Linked DNA regions of Homo sapiens: region 1 is linked to region 2. Evidence: chromatin loops called from intact Hi-C (ENCODE). Cell type or tissue: upper lobe of right lung. All regions are shown on one strand. Links, peaks and the distances in the headings refer to the core of each region. The heading gives the core; the rest is flanking DNA. Region 1 overlaps SUFU (SUFU negative regulator of hedgehog signaling). Region 2 overlaps SUFU (SUFU negative regulator of hedgehog signaling).

The links. Hi-C counts contacts between places; a loop is a spot of excess contacts. Peaks named below come from ENCODE experiments on the same cell type or tissue, not always from the same donor. Only the 100,000 strongest peaks of a DNase experiment are listed, where the experiment ranks them.
Region 1: it touches region 2 in a loop (2.3-fold over the local background); 104 of 110 quality-filtered maps call a loop at or near these places.

Annotation. Positions count from the first base shown.
Region 1 is chr10:102,513,334-102,516,235 of GRCh38, forward strand. All of the region lies in intron 2 of SUFU (SUFU negative regulator of hedgehog signaling), which reads left to right. Among named protein-coding and RNA genes, the nearest start is that of SUFU, 11 kb to the left of the region's middle. In upper lobe of right lung, for the core only: no CTCF peak of the experiment used is centred there; no DNase peak of the experiment used is centred there.
Region 2 is chr10:102,577,583-102,580,484 of GRCh38, forward strand. The region is part of intron 3 of SUFU (SUFU negative regulator of hedgehog signaling); the gene reads left to right. Among named protein-coding and RNA genes, the nearest start is that of TRIM8-DT, 64 kb to the right of the region's middle. In upper lobe of right lung, for the core only: no CTCF peak of the experiment used is centred there; a DNase peak (open chromatin) is centred at 1,353; H3K27ac peaks cover 988 bases.

The DNA.
Region 1 (2,902 bases), core at 177-2,676, 64 kb before region 2:
GGATCTCTGGCAACAATTCTTCCACTGTCTGTGTCTTCTCTTCAGCAAAAAAGGAGCAGAAGCATTGATTCATTTTTTCAGCACACATTCATCAAGCACCTACTTTGTATCAGACACAGAACATCGTAATAGATGTCTTGGGGGATAAAATAGCAAGACATAATTCTTGTCTGAAGGAGCTCATGTTCTAGAGGGGAGATAAACATGTAAAGATGGTTATAATATTGAGTAATAAATGCTACAGTCCATGGGTGTAAAACACGGTCTGGGAGCAGAGCAGAGGGAGTAACTTCTAGTGAGGCTGCTGAATTGCTAGAGGCTGCAGTGAGGAGGTAGCGTTTGAGAGGAACCCTGTAGGAAGGGGCCTGGGATGCCATCTGCAGCCTGACGCGGTACCAACAACGCTTTTAGGAGTGAGAGGGACTTGAAAAACCTTCTAGCTCAGTATTTCAAAAACTTCTAGTGCCACTTTCATAATTGTTGCCACTTGTAGTATTATTTACTTCATGTTCCTTTTAAGTTATCCTCTCCTTTTTTAAACTGATATGAATTTATTTTTATTTTTATTTTTGAGATGGTCTCGCTCTGTTGCCTAGGCTGGAGGGCAGTGGCGAGGTCACGGCTCACTGCAGCCTCAACCACTCTGGCTCAAACGATCCTCCTACCTCAGCCTCCCAAGTAGCTGGGACCACAGGCATGCACCACCACACCCGGCAAATTTTTTTTTTTTTATTGTTGACACGAGGTCTTGCTATGTTGCCCAGGCTGGTCTCGAACTACTGGACTCAAGCAATCCTCCTGCCTTGGCCTCTCAAAGTGCTGGAATTGCAGGCAAGAGCCAGTGCTCCTGGCAACGGCATTTATTAAATGCCTGCTGTGTACCTCCTCCTATTATGATCTTTCCTTCTCCTCACAGCCTGTTGAGGGTAGGGACAGGCAGAAGCGAGGGGTCCTCTGCATTTCTTCTTGCTCCTGGCAGGCATGCTTCAGGGTCAGGAGGGGATGCCCACCCTGGTAACCCTAAAAGGGATGAAGAGTATGATGATTTGATAAGCCTTGGGATGGCCATTTTCATTCAAGTTCTTTCCTTATTCACATTCACTAAAGGAAACCAGGCAAGAGAGCACTTGTTTTGATCAAGATTCTTAAGAAGCCATTTCTGAAGTTGGAGAGATGGAACAAGTTCCAGGTCTGGGCAGCCACAGGAGAGAACAGAGTGCTTTTCTAGGAACCCCAAGGCTGCTCCCAACTGACCTGAGTGGAGAAATTGTCCTGTGGGACTCTTCCCTGGGACTTGGGAGGTGTCAGACAGCTGAGCCTCAGCTGCCAAGTGCTGTCGGAGCTTGCAGCTCTGGCCTTCCCCTTCATGGCCAGCTAGCTGTGGACTGGAATGTGGGGATCTATGCGGCTGTAGAAGTGGTTTCAGCATCACTCTGTGAGGATTTCTGGCTGTCCCTGGTACCACCAACAGCTCTGGCTAGACAGAGCCTATGGGGCCCTAACCGAGGCTGGAAGGCTGGGTAGTTGGAGAGTGCATTTGAGAACTCAGGCAGACTTCCCTGGTGGGATTTTCCCAGGGCAGGTCATCTGCTGTACAAGTCGGGCTGGTTCCAAAGACAGCCTTTGTGTGGAGTTGGCCCAAAAGCATGGGTCATGCCCATGCCTCACCACCATGGGTGATCTAGGCTCTGTCTCACAAATGTGACTTCTTGGCGCACATGTCCAGTGGAGTTTGGAGCAGTTCTGCACCCCCCGTGGGGTCTGGAACTGCCGCTGACCGGCTTTCTGGGGCTGCCTCCACCCGGTTGGTGGAGAGCCTCCCTTTCCCTTGTGTTCTTCTTAGCTGGGCTCTGCACCCGCATGAGTTATTTATTAAAACACTGGATACAGATTAACTTTTCCACTTGTTGTTTAGTGTGGCCTCCGTCTCCTGCAGTTGAGAAATGCTAATTTTTCCTCCTCAAAGCTTAGTTTGCCGGAACTTTTTTTTTTTTTTTTTTTGAGACGGAGTCTTGCTCTGTCACCCAGGCTGGAGTGCAATGGTGTGATCTCACTCACTGCAACCTCCACCTCCCTGGTTCAAGTGATTCACCTGCCTCAGCCTCCCAAGTAGCTGGGACTACAGGCGCATGCCACCATGCCTGGCTAATTCTTGTATTTTTAGTAGAGACGGGGTTTCACCATGTTGGCCGGGCTGGTCTCGAACTCCTGACCTCAGGTGATCCACCCACCTCAGCCTCCCAAAGTGCTGGGATTACAGGTGTGAGCCATCCCGCCTGGCCTGCAGGAACTTTTTAACATGTCGTTTCCAAGAGAGATCCTTTCTTCGCCATACACATCTGTACTGGGAGCTTGGTCCCTCCTCTGGTTGGACCTTTGCCCTCCTCCTAGAGCTCTCATGAGGCTGGCAACCAGAATGCCTCCCTAAGCCACTGGACCCACCCCTGGCTAAGTTTAGCAGGCTAAAAGAAGTGTTCTGCAGGCTCATTGGGGGGCACACCTCCCTGAAGCCTGGTCCCTCTGCCTTTCCTCTCAGGGATGTTCAGTGTCAGGATGACTATTTGCATGAGATGGTGGAGTTCCCTGCTAAGAACAGGTGATCTGGACCACCAAGCAAGCGTGAGGCGTCCTTTGTCACGGCCCAGTGTGGGGCAGGGCCCAACAGGGACTCTCCAGAGCCCTTCCTGAGGCCAAAGCTTTCACTTAGGGTTGGAGTTCAGGCCCCAAATCTCTGAATTTGTGAATTTTTAAATGTTGAGGAGAATTTCTTTTCTTTTTCTTTCTTTCTTTTCTTTTTTTTTTTTTTTTTTGAGATAGAGTCTTCCTTTGTTGCCGAGGCTGGAGTGCAGTGACACGACCTCGACTCTGCTGAGATTATTTATAGGTGTGCGCCACCATGCCC
Region 2 (2,902 bases), core at 134-2,633:
CCTACCTCAGCCTCCCAAAGTGCTAGGATTACAGGCGTGAGCCACTGCACCCAGCCCTCCTGGCATTCTTTGGTTGAAATGTATATAGGACTACGAGTTGTTTTTTTTTTTTTTTTGAGACGTAGTCTCGCTCTGTTGCCCAGGCTGGAGTGCAGTGGCACGATCCCGGCTCACTGCAAGCTCCGCCTCCCGGATTCACGCCATTCTCCTGTTTGAGCCTCCTGAGTAGCTGGGACTACAGGTGCCCACCACCATGCCCGGCTAATTTTTTTGTATTTTTAGTAGAGATGGGGTTTCACCATGTTAGCCAGGATGGTCTCCATCTCCTGACCTCGTGATCTGCCCGCCTCGGCCTCCCAAAGTGCTGGGATTACAGGCGTGAGCCACCGTGCCTGGCCAGGACTACGAGTTTAAAACCTCCTTAGTCCCTTTGGCTTTAAGAACAAAGAGGCTGGTGGCTCATGCCTGTAATCCCAGTACTTTGGGAGGCCGAGGCGGGTGAATCACGAGGTCAGGAGATCGAGACCATCCTGGCTAACATGGTGAAACCCCGTCTCTACTAAAAATACAAAAAAATTAGCTGGGCGTGGTGGTGGGCGCTTGTAATCCCAGCTACTCGGGATCGCGCCACTGCACTCCAGCCTGGGCGACAAAGCGAGACTCCGTCTCAAAAAAAAAAACAAAAACAAAAAACAAAGAACAAAGAGGCTTGGGGCCAGGCATGATGGCTCATGCCTGTAATTCCAGAACTTTGGGAGGCCGAGGTGGGTGGATCACTTGAAGTCAGGAGTTCGAGACCAGCCTGGCCAACATGGTGAAACCCCATCTCTACTAAAAATACAAAAATTAGTCTGGGTGCAGTGGCACCTGTAACCCCAGCACTTTGGGAGGCTGAGGCGGGTGGATCATAAGGTCAAGAGATTGAGAACATCCTGGCCAACATGGTGAAACCCTGTCTGTACTAAAAGTACAAACATTAGCTGGTCATGGTGGCGCGTGCCTATAGTCCCAGGTACTCGGTAGGCTGAGGCAGGAGAACTGCTTGGACCTGTGAGGCAGAGGTTGCCGTGAGCTGAGATCATGTCACCGCACTCCAGCCTGGCGACAGAGCAAGACTCCGTTTCAAAAAAAAAAAAAAATTAGATGGACATGATGGTGCGCGCCTGTAATCCCAGCTGCTCGGGAGGCTGAGGCACGAGACTTGCCTGAACCTGGGAGGCAGAGGTTGCAGTGAGCTGAGATGGCACCACTGCACTCCAGTTTGGGCAACAGAGTGAGACTCTGTCTCAAAGGGAGAAAAAAAAAAAAGAGCAAAGAGGCTTGGGCTCTGCCTTGTGTGTAGGTGGCAGGCCCTCGTGCTGGTGAAGGAGAGAGGAACAAGGGCAGGTCTTGCTCAGTTACAAGCTTGTGGGCAGAAGATTCTGCCTTCTCATGCTGACAGGTGTCTAAACAGATGGAGCTGCTTAAAAAGAAAAGTGAAGGCATCTGCTAGATTAGGACTTCAGGCTCTCTCTAAGGGGTAAGCAAGGACCTGTGTACTTTACAGGTGGGCATAGCATATATGGGTGAGTAAATGAGGTTTGACTAGTGACAGCTACAAGCTGTGGCCAGGTGAACCCTCCTGAGCTCTGTGGGCAGTCAGGGTCCTCACCCTCATTGGGGGGAGAATGAGGCTGTCTGCTGTGTGCCCTGCCCATGTGGGCACAGGGTGAGTGTCAGGTCCACAGTCTATCTCTAGCTAGCGAAACTGCATCAGTCCAGTTCTGAAAGGTTTGCAGCCCCCTACACTCGCTTTGGGGTGAGAACCTGCAGGGTCTCTGGCAGCCCGCCAGCCTCCCACCTCCCCTGCTGTGACTTGTATTCCAGTTTACTGAGCATCTCTGCTTATAAAGGGATTTTCCTTACACTTCACTGTTTGCCTTTATGATTGCGGCTTTGAGGGACAGGAAGGAAGCTGAAGAGCGGGCGGTTCTGGAGAAAATGCATAGGGAAGCAGTTTTGAGTCTCCTTTGGCTAGCTGTGCGATTCCTTTGATTCCAGGCAAAACCTGGAAGGAATAGCCTTTACATTTCCTTTCAGTTTTGCAAGAGCAAATATGTCTTCTCTCAGTCTTCTTTAATCAAGTGGGACTGCGTATTCATTTCCCGTCTCCATGTCTTGCAACCACATTTAGCCAAATTAATATCAGACAGAGCTAGCTGAGGGAAGCTCTCAAACCAAACACTCAAATGAACTTTTCAAGTGATAAAACTGCATCCAGAACTTTGAAAAGGTAGGTGGGTGAGGGTAGGGGTTAATTCTTGCTTCTACCACATGACCAAGTTGGGAAACTCTACAACTGGTCACCATCTGCGCCATTTGACCAGCTATGAAGAACTTTACCTTCTAGCCCCAAGAGCTCCTCAGCCACATGTACAGAGAATCTGTTTTGGGTCTCCTCCCCCGCACCCCCCCCCCGCCCCCAGTTTGTTTGCTTTGTTGTTTTTTCTTTCTTAAAGAGAGTTTCTGTCTTTCCCCTTCTTTGGAGTTTGATTGGAAGCCCTGCAGAGGGGCTGTTGAGCAGTCAGCCATGTTCCTGGGATTATCCTTCCTTTGGAGCATCTGTCTGCTGTGCACTGTGTTGGGAGAAAGGCAGGGGTGCGAAATTCTGTTGGTTTGTAACAAATTGTAGCTTCTGAGCTGGGGAGTATCCCATCTTTTCCTCTCCTTGCAGGAGGTCCACTGTTAAAGGGGAATTACGCAGGATGTGTTTATTTTTTTTGCTCCTACGCTGTTTATACATCATTGTATTCAATTTCTGTCCCAGTTCCTAGTGTGGGCCTTGTCTCAAGACTCTGCTGCAAGGTTTCTGTCCTAGTTCTTAGTGTGGGTCTTGCGTCATTACTCTGCTGTAAGGTTCTTT